Linked DNA regions of Mus musculus: region 1 is linked to region 2. Evidence: chromatin loops called from intact Hi-C (ENCODE). Cell type or tissue: left cerebral cortex. All regions are shown on one strand. Each heading gives the region's core, and the rest is flanking DNA. Links, peaks and the distances in the headings are about the cores only.

Evidence for each region. A loop is a pair of places that touch in the nucleus more often than their neighbours do. Peaks named below come from ENCODE experiments on the same cell type or tissue, not always from the same donor. Only the 100,000 strongest peaks of a DNase experiment are listed, where the experiment ranks them.
Region 1: it touches region 2 in a loop (4-fold over the local background); 5 of 42 quality-filtered maps call a loop at or near these places.

What each region holds. Positions count from the first base shown.
Region 1 is chr16:88,366,349-88,377,123 of GRCm38, forward strand. All of the region lies in intron 2 of Gm33255 (a long non-coding RNA gene), which reads right to left. Among named protein-coding and RNA genes, the nearest start is that of Gm33255, 10 kb to the right of the region's middle. In left cerebral cortex, for the core only: a CTCF peak has its summit at 5,893 (motif pointing right); a DNase peak (open chromatin) is centred at 5,897.
Region 2 is chr16:88,818,437-88,829,211 of GRCm38, forward strand. Krtap14 (keratin associated protein 14) reads right to left here and starts at 7,709. Exons shown (of 1, transcript NM_013707.2): 1 at 6,855-7,709. The coding sequence starts at 7,653. The coding sequence ends at 7,150. It overlaps 4930553J12Rik (RIKEN cDNA 4930553J12 gene), which reads left to right. Exons shown (of 4, transcript NR_138570.1): 4 at 1,706-2,456. Krtap15 (keratin associated protein 15) reads left to right here and starts at 10,573. Exons shown (of 1, transcript NM_013713.2): 1 at 10,573-10,775. The coding sequence starts at 10,611. In left cerebral cortex, for the core only: a CTCF peak has its summit at 5,465 (motif pointing left); a DNase peak (open chromatin) is centred at 5,467.

The DNA.
Region 1 (10,775 bases), core at 1,601-9,600, 450 kb before region 2:
TTATAGCTGCATTTTCAAAAGTTCCCCATGACTAGAATATGTGTAGAGACACAAAATAAATTTGTGTTTGCTCCGGTGGGATTGGGTTCTGGTTGAGGGTAATGGAGGGATAGATGGGTGACTCAAGATTTCAGAGTGTCCTAAAGAAACTGTTCTAAAAGTGATGGAGATTATGACAACATGATTCGGGGACTGTAACTAATAAAACTTAAGGGTACATGATCTAGGATGATTGTAGACAATATGAAGTAAACTTTAGGAAACCTACTAAAATGGGTCATGAGAGTGTGTATTAAGAACTGGGGCACTTTGAATGAGTATTTGTCATAGTCTTGGGCATTTGAACACTTGTTCCTAAGTTGGTGGTGGTGCTGGGTTGGATTAGGAGGAGTAGCCTTGCTGGAGGAATCGTTACTGGGGTTGGACATTGTGAGGACAAAGGCTTGCACTATTCTCAGTTCACTGGACTTCCTGCTTGTGGTTCAAGATTTGGGCTCTCAGCATCCAACTTCCAGCCAGCTACTTCCTCCCGTGCTTCTTCATCACGATGGACTCTTATCCTTCTGGAACCACTAGACTGAATACATACTTCCTTCTATAAGTTGCCTTGGTAATGTCTTATCACAGCAACAAAAAAAGTAACTAGTTCAATGACCAAGTTTTTATTCAAGGGATTCTTGTGTGTATGATGATAAAGATTTTCCATAGGAGGGAGGCCATCAGACAGAGATGAAAATATGTTTCTATTAGCCCAAGAGGTTTGACAAAATTGGGAGATAAGACCCCTACACTCATCAGAAATTTGTTACATGACACCTAGGCAATGTTTTTAATGGCTCCATGCCTTTCTGGTCAATGGCATAAGTTCGATATGAAAGATGCTGTGAAGTCATGGTTTTAGCAATCTTGATTTACATTCCTACAATACAAGGATTCCTTTCATAACAACCATATGCCTTACAGTTAATAACTGGACCTTGATACAAACAGATAAAGCCCTAAGCACACCACTTTGTCTTTATTGGGCCTTTACTTCAAAGGAACCAGCCATGCCCAGAGACTTTGTACTTTCCTTGAAATATTTTCATGCAGGAGATCCTAGGAGGGCTTGCCTCCTAAGAGCAACTGATCCTGGGTGACTTTAGGAGGTAGTTTGAGTATTGATTTTTGTTTGTTTGTTTGCTTGTTTTACTGAGTGCTATGCTCTGCCAACACCCCATTTATTGGGATAGTAGGACATTAACACTCTTGTATCAATTTAGGTGGGAAAAATAGTACTAGATCCTCATCTGTAAGCTTCTATTTACTGTGGACTTCTGTTACAAATCATGGTCTCAGTAAGAATTCAGCCAAGAGGGGTGGGCTGAAGAGAAGGCTCAGTGTTTAAGAGTATGTACTGCTCATATAGAGGACCCGAGTTGGGCTTCTCCCACCAAAATCAGATGGCTCACAATTACCTTCCCTCTAGTTTCAGGTAATCAAACTGTCTCATCTGTCTTCCATTGCTACTTTTGCCCACATACACATACTCCCACATAGACACATAATTAAAAGAAAATAAAACTTTTTTTTTTAATAAAAAGCAACGACTAATCAGAGCCATTCCAATACTACATGATGGGGATTTATTATGTGAACCTGCCGTAAGCAGAGGTGTTAAGTGGGTGTTCACACCAAGAAGATAAAGGATTGGGCAGCCTCACTCCCCATTCTCCCTGACAGTTCTAGATAGGATATACATGGTGTGTAAAGGCCAGAGCTCCATTACCACCTAGATGGAAATGATGAATGAGGATAATACCCACATTCAGGAACGGTTCTGTACCTGGATGGCCATAGACTCATGCTCATCCCTGTACCACCATTGCTCATGTAGGACAGAGGGTGGGACTCATGCCTAGCAGTGCGGCAGAGGGAAGAAGAATTAGAAAACAGAGTTTCAAGGTTGACAGTATAATCCACCACTTTTTCAGGGTGAGTCACTGGCCACAGTGGCCTCCAGAAGAGTAAGGTCAGCAGGTCAGAGAGAGGAGGGGGCCGGCAAAAGGCCTCAGCAGCTGAACTGTGCCATTGTGCAAAGCCCCATGCTCCCTGTAGCCAGCAGTTCCTTCCGTCTGCCCTTGAATATGCAGGCACTATTTTTGGTTTTGCCGCATACGTTCTGGGTGAGACCTTAGAAGATAAAGTCTTAACATATATCCGGTAGTTTGATGAATGAGCTCACAAGGGGAGTGAATGAGGATTTGTTTCCAAAGTCATGCTTCTGCTCTCTGACCTCCTCCAGGTTATTTTTCCATCCCAGGCTGGAGCTGCGTTCTCTGGAACTGAGAGACTGGAGACCCCTGTTGCTGAAGCACAATGAGGAAAGAAAGAAGCAAAGTCCAGTGCTTTCTCATTGAGGTGGAGATCCAACAGACCATACAGATTAAAAATAGTGCTTCCCTCAAATGGAAATATCATAAGCTCTGCACTCAAGGGAAAGTGACCCCTCCTTACCCACAGTGGAGAAGTGGCCACCAGAAATATACTTGTAGCTGTGGAAGGAGAAAAACTAGGCATGGATAATCCCTGTTGATTTATTTATCTTCCCTCTTGGTCACTTTTCGTGTGCTGTGGTCTGAAGGTTTGTATATCAGATTCACCCCAGCTTACATCCATATTTCCAAATTCTAATCTCCAGGGTGACATCATTCAAAAGTAGGCTCTTGCATGTTGATTAGATCCTAAAACCAGATCACAGAGGACCACTGTATCCTTATTAAAACAACTCTGGGAGGTCTCCACTGTTTCTCCTTGTGAGATTTGCCTATGAAGTCAGGCATCTAGGAACTAATGTGAATCTTTACTCAGGGCTGCTGGCACCTTTCCGTGCGAGTCAGCCTGCAGGCTTGTTAGCACTACATTTCCGTTCCTTGCAGACAACCATGTTTGTAGTTCTTTTGTTATGATAGCCTTAGTTGATAGGCAAAGCTTTTCGGTGAGAAAAACCTTTCATCCTTATAATTTAGGGCTAAAGGGGGTAATGGAAATGATCCAAAAATCAGGATTCCTAAGGTATCTAAGTTTCTATAGGCCATAAGACTTACAATAAGAGAAACTCTAAGATAGCTAATACATGATTGTGGTTAAAATGAAATATTTTAGTAGCTGGGGAGACAATTCATTGCACAGACAGGGGGACCTGGGTTTCAGTCCCCAACTCCCACAAAAGGTAGGTGATAGGGCCGCTGACTTGTCATTGTCTATGCTCTGAATTCAAGAACAAGGGATCACTGGTCCAAGATGACAAACTGGACTGGCTGAACTGGTGAGCTCACTGAAACCAGAGAGAGGTCCCACTTCAGGAGATGAAGTGGAGAGTGACCAAGGATGGTACCTGATGCTAGACTCTGACCTTCTCCCTGCATGCACGACAGTTATATGGATTGGCACTAGCCTGCACCAGTACACACTGAAGCATGCATATTCATCATGTACAAATACCAAAAAACCCTAAGTATTTTAGTAACATAAATAAGAAATTAAAGTAAAAAGGTAGTAAATCTTGGCTTCTCCATGAAACATCATGTATGTGATGAACAGGCTTACGGATTTTCCTACTTGGGCCTTTTCCTTGCATAGTTTAGTTGCCACGGTTTTGGCATGCGATTTTGCTACATTAATTATTTTATGAAGAAGACGAATGATTCTGTTTTACTTAACAAATTGACTGCAATTTGTTTTTGTTGCTGAGAATTTAGGAAATTTGACTTTATATTCAAAATTGCTTTAATATCATTTCAATTTTCAAAACATGTCATATTTGGGGGAAAAAGTCCATTTTTTTTTCTTCCACAGAGCTTGAGGATTGGTTGGGGCCATTTATAAGCTATGAATGTGCCAAATATTCTTAAGCATTAGCTGGTGTTTTGAACTGATAATATACATGAATCTACTTATCATAAGTAGACACACTATGGTGGCTTAATTGCAAGTTTCATAATGATATTGATAATATTTCATGGCAAATCAACAGTCTTCATTAATTATTTTATCAAGGAATTGAAGAACTATTCATTTTGTTTAAAACTTTTTACTATCTTAATTTCACATTTGATATAATGTGTTTTTTTTTTGGGGGGGCTTGGGTGTTTTTGTTACACTGACATAATTTTATTAACCTTATTAATACTTTTGCTACATATTTGATTCATGTCACTCATATTTTCCAAAGTCTTCATCAATGGTCAATTTATTTGTTTGTTTGTTTTTTTAATGTGCAACACTTGGGATGGAACTCAAGGCTTTGCACATGACAGTCAAGTTTATCTTTGCATAGCGACACCCCCCAGCTACATAAACTGATTTTTAAAAGACAAAAATGAGCAATATCCATATGTACTAAATGAAGGCTCTGCAAAATCTCACTGTATACTGGAGCACTCTAATCTCATTTTCAAAATGCAAATGATGCACTTGAGTATCATCAGCCTTCTCATCAGAATGAGCATCTTGATTCTGTCCAGCATCTCTTTCAGGGATTCAAAACAGAGCTTAGCGTGCCTTGCCGTTGATAATGGCTTCACAGAAGGCAGCCCGCCTTGTTACATTTAGACTCAGAAACAAAATCAATCAAAATAAATAGATGAAGAACTTCAAGAAGCCATTACAGATATTTAACAAATAAGATCTTAAAGACTGAAAAAAGTAAGGTAATCAAAGCTTTGGCCCTGAGGACCGTGGTTTTCATAAAAATGTTCCCAAGAGATTTTTCAAATGTTCCTCAATGTCTTTTTAAGTCCGTGCCTAGTGTCTAGTTTTACTTAGTCAAATACGATCACCAGTGTATAGTCCTAAGGCCGGAGTTAACAACCGTACACTGAACTTTATGCTGTCATTGAACTGCACTGTGATCATGAGATATCTGTGCTAAAAGTCTATTATAGAATTTACAGAGACGTTATATTTAGGGTCTGGGTTACTTATGTGTTTGTTACTTAATTTTTCTCAGGGTTTCCAATTTGTTTCGAACAAATCCTAATGAATTACCAACTTAATAATGTCCTAAGTGTCTTTTGTTAAACAAACTAACTCAGCAAGTAATTTGACCTAAACAAGGGAATTTTCAGGATTCTAGGTTTAACATTTTTTATTACTTTTCTTAGGATGTATTTTTTAACTTAAAAAAATGAAATGAATATTATTATTTTTAAAACAATGAAAAGCAACACTGCCTTTACTTGTAACTTTAATATATTATGTTGTTTTTTTATTGATTTTTAGATCAAATTTAAAAGCCTGTTATAGTGGCTTGTGGTGCATTTTTTAGTGTTTTCAATGTATCAGTCAAGATATTTGAGTTAAGCAGCCTTCATTATGCTAAAATATTTTTCAAATAAAATGTTTGAATCTCCAGTATTATTTTTAAGTTTTTTAAACCATTTACTGAAGAGTAAGTATCTCTTTTAGTCATAGTGAATTCGATCTATCTTGATGTAATATTCTTGGAATGTGGATTTCGCAAACTTCTTTATTTAAGCAGTGTTGAAGAAAAGCATTTTTGATTGCAATGGGTCAGAGTCAAACATCACATGGTCTTTAATTAAGTCAATGAATTCGTCAAAATGAAAACAGTAGATGGAACTGGAGATGATCGTGTCAAATAAGGTAAGCCAAGCACAGAAACACCGTCCATGACCTTTCTTCTGTATAAAATATAAATACGCTGGGTTTCACAGAAAGTGGTGATCGTACAGAGGGTGTCAATATCAGGTGGTTAGGAAGAGGAGGTGGGAAAGAAAAATAAAGGGAATGGGCCAAGGATCTCAGTTCACCATTAGATAGGAGCGAGACACTGTAGTGTTCCCCTGCTGTACAGTAGGGGGCGGTATAACCATGGACCTTAATTCACCACTAGATAAGAGAGAGACACTCTGGTGTTTCATTGCTGTACAGTAGGGGGCGGTATAACAGTGGACTTCAATTTACCATAAGTTGGAAAAGAGGCACTCCAGCGTGCCATTGCTATAAAGTTGGGTGAGGAATGATCATAGATCTCAAGTTACCATCGGATAGAAAAGAGACACTCTGGTGTCTCATTGCTATACATTAGGGCTAGATAAAATGATAACAAATAGTAATAATATTCAGTATATTTTAAAAAGCTAGGAAAGGGGATTTAAATTTTTTACATAAATAAATAGATAGATAAATAATAAATAAATAAATAAATAAATAAATAAATAAATAAATAAATAAGAAATTCTTGAGGATTTAGACATGAATTTCCAAAAATACTTGCTAAATGTGTATGATTTTATGCCCTTATGTATCAGTCACAAACATAAAATTAAATTTGGAAATAGAAAAATGAAACCAGTTTTGCCCATTCATGCTCTTGTTGTCCGACATCAACTTCAATGTCCAGTTTCACAGTCTCAGTTCGCTTCCTGTTGAGAGAAATGAGGCCTCTGGTCTTCCTTTATCCTCCTTCCTTCACTACTGTGACTCTGCCTCTGTCTTCATCGTCTTTACCTGCACGTTCACTGTCGCTGTTGCGTGCTGAAAGATGCTGCTCTCCATCTTCCGTCTTTCTGGTAATGTGTTTGGCTTCCATTGGGACATTGTTGTCTAACACATTTGAGTTTTAATAGAGATTCTTGCTAAAATGGATACATCTGAAATTAAAGTGTAGAGGACAGCTGCTTAAGTGGTTTTCAGCTGCCAGGACAATGCGTTGGGAGTCACAGGGATGTGACCCCTTATGGCTTAACAGCTCGAGAACCTCCTTCCTAGCACAGATGGGTGTTTATCACTTTAACACTTTTCCATGGCCGGTTTGGTTGGGTTAGGGGCAAGCGTGTATGCTGTTTCACCAGAAGCAATCCAACTTCATTAAGGCGAGAAACATCTGACATTCTAAAACACAATTCAAAGCTTAGGAGGGACAAAATGCTTAACTTAGACTTACTTTTTCTTAGATTCTACAGATTTGTGAGATAGAAAAAGGACATTGTTGGAAATTCTAGTTCTTTTTTTTTTCTCTCTCTCCCACAGACAAATGAAGCTGTGCACCCCGATGAGTGGCAGGTTCTGCTTTAACCAGATGCCGATGAGAAACAGCTCTGACACTTTACAATCTTCCCTGCTTAATGTGGGAATAATTATCTTCTGTCTTCAGACTCCCTTCTGTGTCTGCACACTGTTAAATGTTATTTCCCCTCCGAATCCCACATTCTATTTCTGGTGGGTGTTTGGAGGTATCCTAATATCACGATACATCTGGCTCTGGAGTTCACAAGCAAACGTTAAGAGAAACAGCACGGTGGGTGGTAGCCATTGGCTCCGGAGCCATTCTTGCTCTGGGTTCCTTAGCAAATCGTTTAATGTATCTGATTCCCAACCAAAGAAATATAAATTCCACTAACCTAAAGTAATGCATAACAAATTGACCTTGCAGGTGCAAGGCAAATATCATCCCTTGCTTTTCAAATACAGCCAGCCACAAGGGGGTGCGAGACAGATCAGTCTTAGAGTGGGAAAAAAAAAAGTGGCTGACTTAAAAGATAATGGTTAATGCTTCATACCTTTATACATTCAACAAATACCCCTAACCAGAGAGCGTATATGGTATAGATATGTTCTAGGGTCTGGCTAGGCTAATGTAGAGAAGGTTCTTGCCTCTGAGCTCCCCAGTTTTCTGGAATATCCATCTCTATTCAAAATTGTGTTTTATTTTTGGGTTTACTTTCCACTCCACTAGACGATGCTCATGGGGACTAGTCCTCATCAGACAGAGCTGAGGATGTCACAGTGAAAACACTGTGAGGAATACCCAGCTGCTCTTGCCTCACAAGTCCCAGAAGCTTCGACAGAGCTACATTCAATTCAAGATGCCTTTCCTATGGCACACTCTGATATCCCCCATCACACTATAAGCAAGAGTGCCTGCCGTGGGCTTTCCTTCGGCTTAGAAAGAGTATTTTAGAAATGAACCAATGCTAGCTTCCTTCACATACAGTTGAAGGGAGGTAGAGGTGGGGTTCCTGTGGAATGGGATATAAAACTAATCCTGTGAAAAGAACAAAGGACTCTGTAGCCTAAGTATTAACCTCTGATACTTGTTTGTGCTCTTGTCTCCCTCTCTGTCTGTCTCTGTTTCTCTGTCTCTGTCTCTCTGTCTCTCCATCTTCCTACATTCCTTCCCCCCCCTCCTCCCTTCTCCCTCCCTCCCCCCTCTTTCTTTCTGTATCCATCTCTCTGTTTCTGTGTCTCTCTTTGTATGTGCCTGTCTCTGTTTCTGCCTCTCTCTGTTTCTCTCTGCTTCTCTCTGTCTCTGTCTCTCTCTCTACACACACACACACACACACACACACACACACACACACACACACACACACGAGTTTTGCCTAGTGCTTTTGAATGTCTCACTTTTAGGATTTGACATGATTTTTAAACAGCAGCTTACAGAGTCAGAGTGATCCTTACATAGACCAGGTAGTAAATCAAAGCTACTTGCTACAATTACACAGGGTGACACAGGCTCGCTGACCCAGCTGGAAATGTCATTCCTTTGCATAAAGATTTCATTCCTAAAAATATCCTAAAAGTGCTTTGAAAAGAAAGAAGAGAACTGTGGAACACAGCCCCCTCTCTTGCCTACCAGAAGTAGACCTACTTCAAATAAGATTTTAAGTATTTTCTAATATGTTTTTATTACATCAAGATTTTACACCCAATAGAATAATGTTTCCATTAAAATGTTTTTGTGCAGATCAGAGTTTGTCATTTATGTCCTTTCTGCCCATTCCCTGGTAAACAGAATCCCAGCAGGGCAAGGTCTTCAGCATTTTTTGTGTATGCCACATATCTGAACAACAGCCTGGGTCAAAGCAGACACTGCATTGAAGGCAAGGAACCTTTTAAGATTGATTGTGCTCTGGTGGGATGTGCTGGGTTTACCCTACAGAGCGTTAAGCCTGTGGTTTTAACCCTCTGCACTTGTGCAAGCATGGGGGAAAACAGGTCCCACTTAAAAAATATTTTCTGCTACCTGTGAGATAGAAATTTAATCCACGTTAATCTAACATAGTTGTCCACTAGCAGAAAATAAGGCACTGAAGGGGATATGACACAGTAAAGCTATTGTTATGGAGGTTATGGGTAGGAGAAGAGAATATTTAGATAAAGTTTTGGGCAAAAAGTGGTGAGTAGGTGTTCAATGACTTTAACCTAGCTTTGGCTAGTTTATATAGACATTTCAGGCAGTGATATTATACTGTTGCCATGCAATGCCTCTTCGGTTCATAAATTCATTTCCGGAGCTTGAAAGCTATCTTCTGGCATCTGTCCATATCTTTGAAGCTGAAATTGGAAGCTCTAACAATGATCTAAGAGAAGGTTCACAGCTGATTTGTTTTTTAGCCACTTATATTTTTCTCCTTTGAAGCAGAGCCTGATGAGAGATCCCAGATCTTGTCTTTTCTCAGTGGATTGTTAACTATTTTGAGTCCCTTTGCAAGTGTTGGCTCTGGAGTCCATCCCTCGTATTTCACATACTTCACTCTACAAAGCATCTGCAGCATCCAACCCGGAAGCCTTAAACTTTAGTAATAAACAAATCCCTCACTTTAAATACAACGACTTTCTTGTTGTAGAAAATACTAAAAGTCCTGGAGCAGGATTCTTTCCTCATCTTAGACTATTTATGTTCCCAGGAGAAAGACACACTCAGCCTTTATATATTTAAATAGCCTCAGGCAACACAGTAGCTGGGCAGCTGCCTACCCTCCATGATGCTACAATCTTTTTTTTTTTTTTTCTTTTGATAACCCCATGATATCACTTACTGTTTACTATGTTCCATCTGGGTTCCTCTTAACTCTGGTTGAGCAGCTCTCAGGGTGGTTTGTTTTTTGTTTTTTGGTTTTTTTGTTTGTTTGTTTGTTTTCCCTTAGCCCATGATAGCTCTTCTTCTCCCTCCTGCATGTTCTTCCTTTATTCCATGGTGGTTCTCCCTTCTCTTCCCTCCTCTTGGTTCTCTCTGGGGACTTATATTTTTTCTGACCAACTATTGGCTGTTCGCACCTTTGTTTACCAATCACAATTAACTGAGTGCTGGATCACAGGGTACTTGCAGATTGCAGATTTCAGATTGGGGGTGGGGGGTACCGTACTTACAATATTACAATAGACAATACAGTTACCGCATTACAATAGACAATGGAAGGCCTTAACAGTCTTTGAGAAATGTATAATTATGATCCTGTGTGGTTTTGTCCTTTGCTCCTTCCGGTGCTAGTGAGATTTCTCTTTCTTGTCCTCTTCTTCCTTTTGTTCTCTTACGCTGCCTGCTCTCTGCCCAGGTCTAGGCTGAGAGGAGAGAACCTGGTCCACCTGAGGCTCTCCTGGGCTGAAGAGGGATGGTGAGTGTCCTGGCTCCGATCTCGAGCTGCGAGTCTGTGAAGCAGGAACTCCTTTTATTGTATCAAACTTCTGTTTATAAAGGACTGAGAGAGGAGATTTTTTTTTCTGAGTTGAGATGACATAGGGGGAGGGGAAGGGTGATGAAGGGTATGGGGTGACTGACAGTGCCAAGGAAGTTATTTTACTTGCGCAGTAGCTAAGCAAAGGCGGGCTTAAGGAGGTTGTGCTCAGTCACTTCAGTACAGAAATGACTGAGACAACTTTCAAAACTCGAGCTAGGCTCTGGTTTGTCCTCAAGGCCCAAACCAGGGTCAAATAGAGCCCAACATCACTCCTTGTCTCTTTGTTCGTACCTGTATGTGTGTCCCCCT
Region 2 (10,775 bases), core at 1,603-9,602:
AGAGGATGTAAAGCCCTCTTCTGGATTCCAAGTGCACCAGGTATGCAAATGTTGTAAAGACATGCATTGGGACAAAACACGCATTTACATGTGTTTCTTTTTAAATAGTAAATGAGAGACAAGGTAAATGCAAATGGTTGGCAAAATAAGGAAAAAAACCTTTAATAAAAGTTTAGGCAATTTACACATTTTAAAACAGTTTAAAACTCCACTTTGATTGCTTCAATACTGCAATTTGGGAAACAAAACCCTACTGAGTAGCCTATTCATAACAATCACAAAATTTTCTGCATTGGTTTCTCACTTTATTATAGTTGACACATTATCCTTAATCATGATTTGTATCTTTTATTATGAATGAGACATAGAACCTTTGTAAAGCTTTATCTTGATCCTAAGAGCCAGAATAGAAATTTCAATTGAGTTAGTGCAATCGTGGTATAGATGTTATAGCAATGACCACCCACTTATCCGTTGGATTTACGGTTCACTCTGTTACACTGCTGAAGCAGCCAAGTGGCTGATAGATTACAAAGGACAAAATGCAGTGCTATTATTCTTGTAAAGGAACGTGGCAGTAAAATGACCCCCAATGCTAGTGCTGTATCTATAAAGCCGAGTATCACTGAACCTTTGTTAGAGAAGCTTCTACTTGCAGTATTGGGGACTGACACAGAGCTCAAGAACTGAACAATGAGCTGAGAGTGTAAGACCTCAGAGGACTCTGCAGCAGCCAGGTGTTATTGATCTGGCATATTTCTTATGGCACGTGGACATGCTGTTTATATCTCACTCCAACCCTACAAGACTGCCTCCCTAGGGCTGGATGCCACCCACAACTCCAGCAGTGTGCAATCAAGCTTCTCACAACCCCCCTCCAGTTTTGATTAAATTTTGTATCAGCATGCAGAACTGACAGAGATACTGCCTTATACTACTTTGTTATGAAGGATATTCCAAAGGACTCAGTTATGGATATGTACACCTAAGGTCTGAGATATGGAACATTTGCCAGATTCTGTCTCTTTCATGCAAGGTTCAATATTACTCAGTTTTTCTTTCTATCTTTTTATTTTGAAGTTTTTGTTAGGTAATGTTGAGTAATTCACAGAGACTAATGAGAAAATTAGAAAGGATGGTGAGGAGACATTAGGGTTAAACTTCAGTAGGTTCCACATGAATCCAAAAAGTATGTTTCCCAATTCATTAACAACAGGAACAACAACAACAAGTACATGAAACTTGCATCCCTTATGTTGTAAAGAAAAATGTTTTCCTCATAACATTCTATGACAAAACACACAAAAAGTATGTCAGGAGGAAAAAGGATCTTTCTGGACATTATGAAATAATATTTAATGTAAAGTAATCCTGGCATTTCTGACATAGGAGTAGCTCATTGCTCTTTGTCACAATGAAATTACAACAGCCATAAATATACTGTGTAGAGAAGTATTCAAATGCAACTACAATTACAGAGAAATTTGTGAGATTCACATCTTTTAGTTGCACATTTCTAAAGGACAGCCCACATATAGGATAGGGCTGACAATCTTGGGTACCACACCTCCTCTTGAGAGTATATAAGCCCACGTCTTCACAGGTAACATTCAGACTCAGGATCATCTCAATTACATCCACCAGAACTCACATCTCTCAACATGAGCTCTAACTGCCACTCTAATAACTTGTCTACCTCCTTTAGGTGCTGCCTGCCCATCGTGGGTTCCTCCTGTTGTTCCTCCTGCTCAAGCAACTTGATCGCCACAACCAGCTGCTCTCCCAGCACCTGCCAGCTGAGCTCCTCTTTCAACAGTGGCTGCCAGGAGACCTGCATTGAGCCCACTAGCTGCCAGAGTTTCTGTGTGGTGCCCAGCCCCTGCCAGGTGCCCTGCTACTACCCCAGGAGCTCCACACCCTGCAGTCCTTGCCAGGGAACATATGCTGGCTCTCTGGGCTTTGGGTCCAGCAACGGTTTCTCCCAGGATTATGGATCTAGAAGATGCTACATCATGGGTTGTGGATCCACTGTCTTTGAACCTCTGAATTATGGAGTCTCTGGCTTCCCTTTCCTGAGTTATGGGTACAGATTCTGCTACCCAATCCACATGGCTGATAATATCTGCCAACCATGTTATAAACCAACCTGTGGTAATATTATCTAGGGATTCAACTGCTGAGCCCCTCTCTTCCTTCATGCAATATATAAGTAAAAGTCTGTATGCCCTGCAAAAATTGTTTCTTGCTTACCTCCTCTTGCTATCTGTTATTTCTTCCATTATCAGCTTCTCTCATTCTCAATTACTGGGATATTCTGGAATTTATGGGTAACCTCCAATTATTCCTTTCTCTCTTTACTATGGAAAAATAATGATACATGTAGTTTGGTTTTCATCCAAGGGTAGTTGAAAACTCAAAATTTTTATCTAATAAATGTATGCATTCTGAAACCTCAATACATTGGTCACTTTATTACTAATTTGCTTATGGATTTGCATTCATACATTGGGGAATTCATTACATGTCAAATCACCTTTTCAAATTGTCTTTGAAAACATATTTCTATATTTAGTTGTGATTCTCATTTGCAATAAGGAACTATAGGAATGTCATGTTTCACACCTGAAGACATGGCTGACTATCACTAAGAATTGCTGAAATTGAGTAACAGGAAGTTTTGCTGATCCAGAGAAACAAGGCAATTGGGATGCTGACTAAACTTTTACACATCAAGGATAAGATATTAGGGGCTGGAGAGATGGCTCAGGGGTTAAGAGCAAGGATTGTTCTTGCAAAGGTCCTGAGTTCAATTCCCAGCAATCACATGGTGGCTCACAATCATCTGTAATGAGATCTGATGCCCTCTTCTGGTATGTCTGAAGAGAGCAATGGTGTACTCATATACATAATGTAAATAAATCTTTAAAATAAATAAATAAATAAACTTTAAAAAAGAAAAAATATTATATATTTTATAAATGGAGTCTACACATAAACAAAAACTATCTAAGTCTATTAGCATTTGAATGCAGACTTTTGGGGGGGGCATGAAAAATATGAGCTTCAGGTAATCTCTGGATAGATTTGATCATGTAAATGCTGTAATCCCAACCTTCTATGTTTCAGTATCTTTTCAGTACATTATCAGCAAACATGTATAAGGAAAATCACAACTATCCGGGATCAGGACCTGTTGTAGATCCCCTGATGCTTCCTCCAAATTCAACGTCTATTGACCTATAAACAATATGTCTAGGAAATATTGAGTATTTTTACTCAATGTGCTTAGTCGGATTCTGAAAGCAGAGCAGAAGTCAAAGATTGGGGACGGTTAATTTGGCATATGATTCTGGAAATCAAGTATTTTACACTATGGCAGGATATGTGTGTGTGTGTGTGTGTGTGTGTGTGTGTATGTATGTATGTATGTATGTGTCTGTGTGTGTGTGTAATGATAAAGAAAGACATCTACCAAAGAAATTCATTTTTAATTTGACCTAATCAACAATATATGGATTGCATTATCCTAGAGACTTTCAAGGTCATTTGGAAAGACTGTCACAGTTGTCCACCTCAGGGTCAGTCCAACAGGGAGCAACATCTCCTCATTATATTAGTTGACCTTTTGTAATTTCCTGGATTTTCATCACTGCACAGGGAAAGAATGACACTGGGCTCCTTCTGTTACCCTAATGTGACTTTTGAGATACTCACATATTTGTGTGTTGTGTACACCAAAAGAAACATGTGTTTACAGAAGGACTGTGAGCCTATCATGTGATATGTGTGCCAATGTCCTGTCTGGCATCATCATGACAACATGCTCTATGGAGCAAGGCACCATGAGACATAGGACTTTTTTCTTAACATTTACACATCCATAGAGACAGATTATTGTTCTGTTTAGACAGGAGGAAAAGGAGACACTAAAAGGGTTGGAAGCTTGCCATAGATTCAGAGAAAACCCTATAATAATCTGAATTCATAAAAATGTCAGTTCCTGTTGTTTTTTTTTTCTAGCAATTTTTGTTTGTTTGTTTTAAAAATCACAAATCATATCATAACCAAAGATTGATTTGTGTTTCTGCTGCTATGGTAATTGTATCTTAGGAGGAAACTTAATCTGTTCTATCTAGTTTATTAACTTCAAATAGATGAAGTACAATAAAAAAATTAAAAAGTACAATAAAAAAATTAAAGTAAATTCAAGTTTAGATTTAAGAAGAGAGTTTCAAGAGAGGTTGTTGTTGTTTTGTTGTTTTTTGCCCCATCTCTGTCTCCCCCTGTCTCCTGCCACTCTTTTTCATCCTTAGTAACAGTGTCTTCTCCCAATGGATGGTTTTGCTTTCTGCTGTTGCCATAAGGTTTTTGCTTGTTTGCTTATCTATAAAATGCTATTTTAACACCAGGAAAATGACTTAAAACAAATGAAAAATTAGGTATAAAGTTCACACATAAACACACTTTTGTCTCCCAACATTAAGCAACCATCTTCTAGTTAGTTCCTTCAGAGTCTTGAGTTATCTGTAACATTTTCTTTTATCATGTTTATCCGCCCACCCCCACCCCAGCCAACTTTCCCCAAGTTTAACTCCCTTCTCTATCCACCCAAATATTTTCCTTAAAAATAATTTAAGAGTAATTGTGCCTCCTGAATCTGTGGTCTCACCGCTGAAGTATGATCAACTTACCAGGGGACTACATTCTTAAAAACAAAACAAAAACAACAAAAAATAAAACCAACTAAACAAACAAACAAAAAAAAGCTGACCTTCCCGTTTCCAGCAGCTAAAAATTGCCAACCATCCCATGGCTAGGGGTGAGACTTTGTGTCCAACCCTTCCTTCCATGCCTGGATTTCTTCTAGTTTGGGCCTGTACAACTTTTATATATTCTACTTAAATCAATCTTCTTATTTAATTTTATTCTTACTTTTAATTTTTTATTTTAAATTATCTATAATATATAATTTGATATATGTAATTATGTATTAAATCAGTTCCTTCTGTTAATACGATCTGTACTTATATATCACATAAGCTTCTGTTACTCATTAAGGCATGTCTCCAGGCCCATAGACATTGTGTGTATTCAATAAAATTACATGCTTAACTTTTCATGCAATCAGTGATGGCATCAACCATCATGAGAATGTCTTCCGATTATTATATACGTTCTATGCTTAAAATTAACCTTTTATAGCATTCCAAATTCAATGCAGAAATCCTCTTTACGTTAAAAATGACATTATTTTTAACTAATTGTTTTAGAAAAGAATTGCTTTACAAAATGTAAAATTCTACACGCTGTGCTAAAATAACGATAAGAGGTTGTGGATTTAAACAATACAGTGTATGCTCACTCCACAGTATCCAGAGAATATAGACTATTCTCCATGAGTTCAGATGCAGCAAAAACTCATGTCCACACTTCCTGTACACCTAGTTTTCCCACTACTCCCACCTACTGGTAGTTACTGGGTATTGCTGTATCATGTTGGGTGTGGATGTGTCCATTACATTCACAAGTGGACAAAGGAAAACTAAAGATGCCCTTGGTCCTGTGACGGCTAGATGTCCAGTGTAGGGGAATGCCAGGACAGAGAAGTGGGAGTGGGTGAGTGGGTGGGGGAGCACATGCATAGAAGCAGGGAGAAGGGGAATGTGATAATGGGTTTCCTGGGGGGGAAACCACAAAAGGGGATAACATTTAAAATGTAAATAAAGTAAATATATAATAAAAAAGGGAAAGACGCAGCCTTTATGTAGGTCTTTTTTTTTTAATTGCCCACAACATTATAAAAACAATAAATTCTCTCATGGTAATCCTTCTGCGTGCTGTTTTTGAATGAAAAAAAAAAAGTGATCTCTTTTGTTAAAAGACTTCTTTTATAATGGAAGACTCCTCTTGTTTCAGATTTAACAAAAATAATTTGCTTTTCTTAAAGACTGAACCACGCAATGAACCCACAGCAAACATCAATTGACAGTACCCTAGAGCAGTCACTGTGCGTGCTGATGAACTTATACTGATCGTAATAAGTAAAAGGAAGATTGTGAGACCATTAACAAATAAAACTGGATGCTGAGACAAAACTGGAATAAAAAAATTGTATGTGGTGACCCTAGGCTTAGAACATCTCCACCTTTGATAATGATTCCTGGAATTCAGTGGAGAAGCCTTTGTGATGCTGTCCACTATGCAAATAAGATATCACACTTCTGCACCAAGTCAAATCCTGAAACAAAATAATATTCACATGGTTTTTAAATACTGTATATGTATATGTATGTATAGTATATGTATAGGTATATAAACCAAATTCTTTTCATCAGACCCAAGAGTCACAAGACCCAACTGGGATATCACCAAGATATATAAGTAACATATGAACAATACTAGCTATACCTGTAAGCAACTGTTGAATGTGTTAGAGATTTCATTTAGAAGCTCTGTTTATCTGGCAGTGAAGATGCGGGACTAGACCCCATCTCCACCTAATTCATGATCATGTAGCTTCTTACCCACCTGTAACTTTGCACATATTTTAGAATGCACTTCATAAGGATAATCTTTCTCCCGACATTACATAGCACCATTTGGAAAAAAAAAATCACAGATCTAAGTTTGTTATTCTAATAAGGTGCTCTCTTCATTTCACTGTGTGATGTATTAACAGATGGAGAAAACAGAAAAGTTGAAAAAAAACCTTCAAATACAAAAGGATAACTTAACTCTATACAATTAACATGTCAGGTTCATGATACAACAAAGCCCAGGGAGATGTTCTGAAGTAGTTTTGAAGTCAAGAAAATGAAAGTAACAATAATGGTATTCACAAGACATAAAGAAGTCCAGTTGCATATCTTTATTTAAACTTACAACCTTCCTCTTTGCAAAAATCAAGACCGGAAGTCTGAGTAATTACTAAGAGATATGCGAAGAAAGAATTATGCTTGATTTTTGCATACCTATAATATACAAGAAAACAATTTAGCATCTTTCTCTAATCAAATACGTTTTCCAATTACAGGAACTCATGAGTAGAAGTCAAATCTCTAGACTAATATAGAAACTCTGAAGACAGCACGGCTCTTAACACAGTAGGTAGTAGGCACCTTTTACATTTCTAATTTTCCCCAATAGAGATCAGAAGAAGCCAGTCCCACAGGTTGGCTGATAAGAAACAGACTGGCAGCTTTTGGTAGAGAAGCAGGTTGGGCGGTAAAAGCTGGATCCACAATTTAGGGATGAGAAAGTAGGGGTACCACATCCTACTGACTGGAAACCATGGGATCCAAAGCCCTGGGATGGGTAGCCACAGCCAAAAGACTGGAAACCCCTGGAACCAAATCCCAGGGATCCCGAGAAAGTTGACTGGCAGGGCCTGCAGGGCCCTCGAATCCTCTGACTGTAGAAAGGCCTCTGGCAGGGTCTGGAGACCACATAGGCTGTCTGGCAGTTGGTGGGCTCACAGAAGGTTTCCTGGCACCCACTGTGAAGAGAAGAGCCCAGCTGGTGGGTGATGGGAGTTTGGAGGTCAGTGCTGTAGAAGACGTTGTTGGGGTAGGAGGAACCGCATGAAGAGATCGGATACTGCAGTTGGCCCCCAAAGGACTGGGAGAAAGTTCCAGAGCAGCTGTTGCAGGACATGTTGAGAGGAGCTAGGAGTTTGAGGATGGGATAAGGAGAATGTTCAGAGTTGGAATAGCCCTTCTTAGACGCAAAGCACTTATATACCCCTGTCCTTGGGTGCGTCATCCCCATGGCACATGAACACAATTTACCCGCGGCTTTAATTGAATTGAGAATACCATCCTAGTCACGCATATTTACTTTTTGTGTGGTTTCACAACTGGATAGAGCAGTGATGTCTGCGGCCCTGGAATTCAGGTAATAGTGTTCAATCTTCAAAGCTGTTATTCATCTTCCCTCAGCAAAAGGTCACCCTGCACATCACTCAGAAAACTGCTTTAGAGGTAGACTGTCTGGGCTGAGGGAAGCTAGCTTAATTAAAAATAATTGATACCCGTTGCACAATCTGTCCGAAAATTGTTGCCATCTGGCTAGCAAAGTTGTTCGCTGATCCACACACAGTCATTTCTTTTAAACAAAAACACACACTGATTGGTGTCTCAAAATGGCAAGCTTCTGTGATGAATAGTGTCATCAAAACACTGATATGCAAGATGTATAAGGACTTAAAATAAACTGGACTTCAGTAAAACGATTTTAATGAAATGTGGAGAGATTCTTATTTCTCATGCACCTGCCTAAGAATGGAATCTAGATATTAAATATCCATCTTAACTTGTGTGTGTGTGTGTGTGTGTGTGTGTGTGTGTGTGTGTGTGTGTGTGGCTGTAGTACGGGTGGTTTGCTGTGCAGTGAGCTAAACGCTTTATGCTTTGTGCTAGTTTGAATGCTAAAGATTATTTATCTAAGATGGTAAAACTGCATTAGAAGGGACAATGCTTGAGGCAATAATGTCAAAGATATGTCTATCTCTAATTACGATCATTGTTCCCCACTAAAAAGACTCTCCATAACCCGGTAAGGGTCCTTATTCTAAAAGAAAAAAAAATCTTATAAAGCAATTGCCTTAAGGTGTCAGGCCAAAGGAGACATCGCTGGGAGGTGCTTCCTCTGGCCGAAAGCAGCATATATCACTTTGACTTAAATTGTTTTCAGATGCTTCTGACAAGTATTGCAAATTGTCCAAAGCAAGGGTCATATTTCCTTGATTTCCACAGCTTGTCTTCCACCTCAGTGTAAGAGCCTAATGAAGACTGATGCCCAGAGGTGGGGAGGGGAACCTGCAGATGGCTGCCTTGGGATGGCTGCAATGCTGTTTATTTCACTTTAAAGAACAACATTTCCCTCTACTTCTTTGTGTGAGAGAGCATCATTTTCTTTCTTTCCTTCATTAAATTAATATGTTCAGACTCATAAAATCTACAGTTTGAGAGATGTTAGCAAATGTCTCCGGTTTGGCTGCTGCTTCTTCTTCTTCTTCTTCTTCTTCTTCTTCTTCTTCTTCTTCTTCTTCTTCTTCTTCTTCTTCTTCTTCTTCTTTTTTTTTTTTTAAGAAGATCAGATTGGAATTCTCGTAACAGAAATCTGATTCAGTAATTCCTGGAACCCTAGAAGAACAGCTCATTTTTCAAACTTTGTCCTTAAATTTTAGACCAAGTAATCATAACTTTTCATGAAATTAGTCTCAGCTCATTTTCACTGTGTAATTTGTGCTGAGAACAATGGCATACAATGTCTTTCCATTTCTCCAAGGTTACTTAGGCAATTTCCTGTACCAGTGAACCATCTCTACAGTAAGCTATGCTGCACCTTGTGGAAGAGTACAGAAACATCTTAACACTTCATTTTCTGGGAAGAATATATATGCTAATTGATAGATACACAACATAAGCAACTCCAAAATAATGTCTTCACATTTCCATCTCACTTGATACCTTTCCCTACCCATGTGCTGTACCTAAGGGTCATTTGTAACCATGAGTTCTAAGTCTTAAACCTTTCATGACATTGACACAAGACAGATATTCTTCACATTCTTTAATAATGTTTAAACCATGTGCAATAAAAATTAAATAAAAAGAAAAGAAAAGCAGTATGGCTATACGATAACTTTTCAGAACTTGCTACTTTGTTGCCTGGGACACCAGTACCACCAGCTGGAAAAGAGATGTATCCTATGAAGACAAAGATATTTTGTTTCGATAATGAAGCTTATTAAGTTTGTTAATAACTTCCACCATAAAGCAATGAAGGTGTGGGGACACAAGATTCTAATTAAAATATAAAAAGGTTGGCCACATATCCCAGGGTGGTAGAGCACACATGGGTCCACAAAATTGTTATCCAGGAGAAAAGAATGGAAAAGAGGAGAAAAAAAAAAGAAGAAAAGAGAAAGACTACAAAGGGATTCTGTGATGTAAATATTTTACAGTCTAATGTTCTATAAGCACTCATGTAAACAATGGTCCTCTCAGCCTTATATAGTTTGTAACATAATTCACAAATTGTGTTATAAACATTGAACGTGAATCTTTTTTCTCCCAAGGATTAGCATTGCACTGTTCCACTCATAACATCCACAACATTTAGAGGGAGACATGTAAAAAGGGGATTTATTTCTTTCTATTTTCAACCAAGCTTCTAAACTTGGAACATCAAATTTTTCTTTCCAGAATACAAACTTTTGTAGAGTGTTGAACCAGGCAGGATTATTGCTGCATCATCCATTTCATCACATTTTGAAGCCTGGGATAAATAAAGCATCTATCTTAAAGATTCAATTATGGTGGCTTTCATTCGACCTACTGTAGATGTTGAGAAATTGCATTTTTACTCCATGAATAATTGCTTTGAAAACTAATGAAATTCCTTCATTTAGAAGTGCACATTCATAAAAAGTCCTTTGAAGGTTAAAGTATTTCATTTTTTACTGGAGCCCAATTAAGCAGTCTCATTAAAATGGACACAGGCTTCTACACCCATCTTTCTGGTATATAAGGGCCCAGGTTAGACGGTGGTATTCACACTCACAGATTCACCGCTGCCACTCAACTGAAACAAGAACTCCTGAGAACATGTCTTACACTTGCAACTCTGGAAACTACTCCTCACAGTCTTTTGGAGGTTTCTTGAGGCAGCCAGTCTCTACCTACAACTCCTTCTACCCCACCAGCAATGTAGTCTATTCTCCAAAGAACTTCCAGCTGGGATCCTCTTTCTACAATGGACAGCAGGAGACC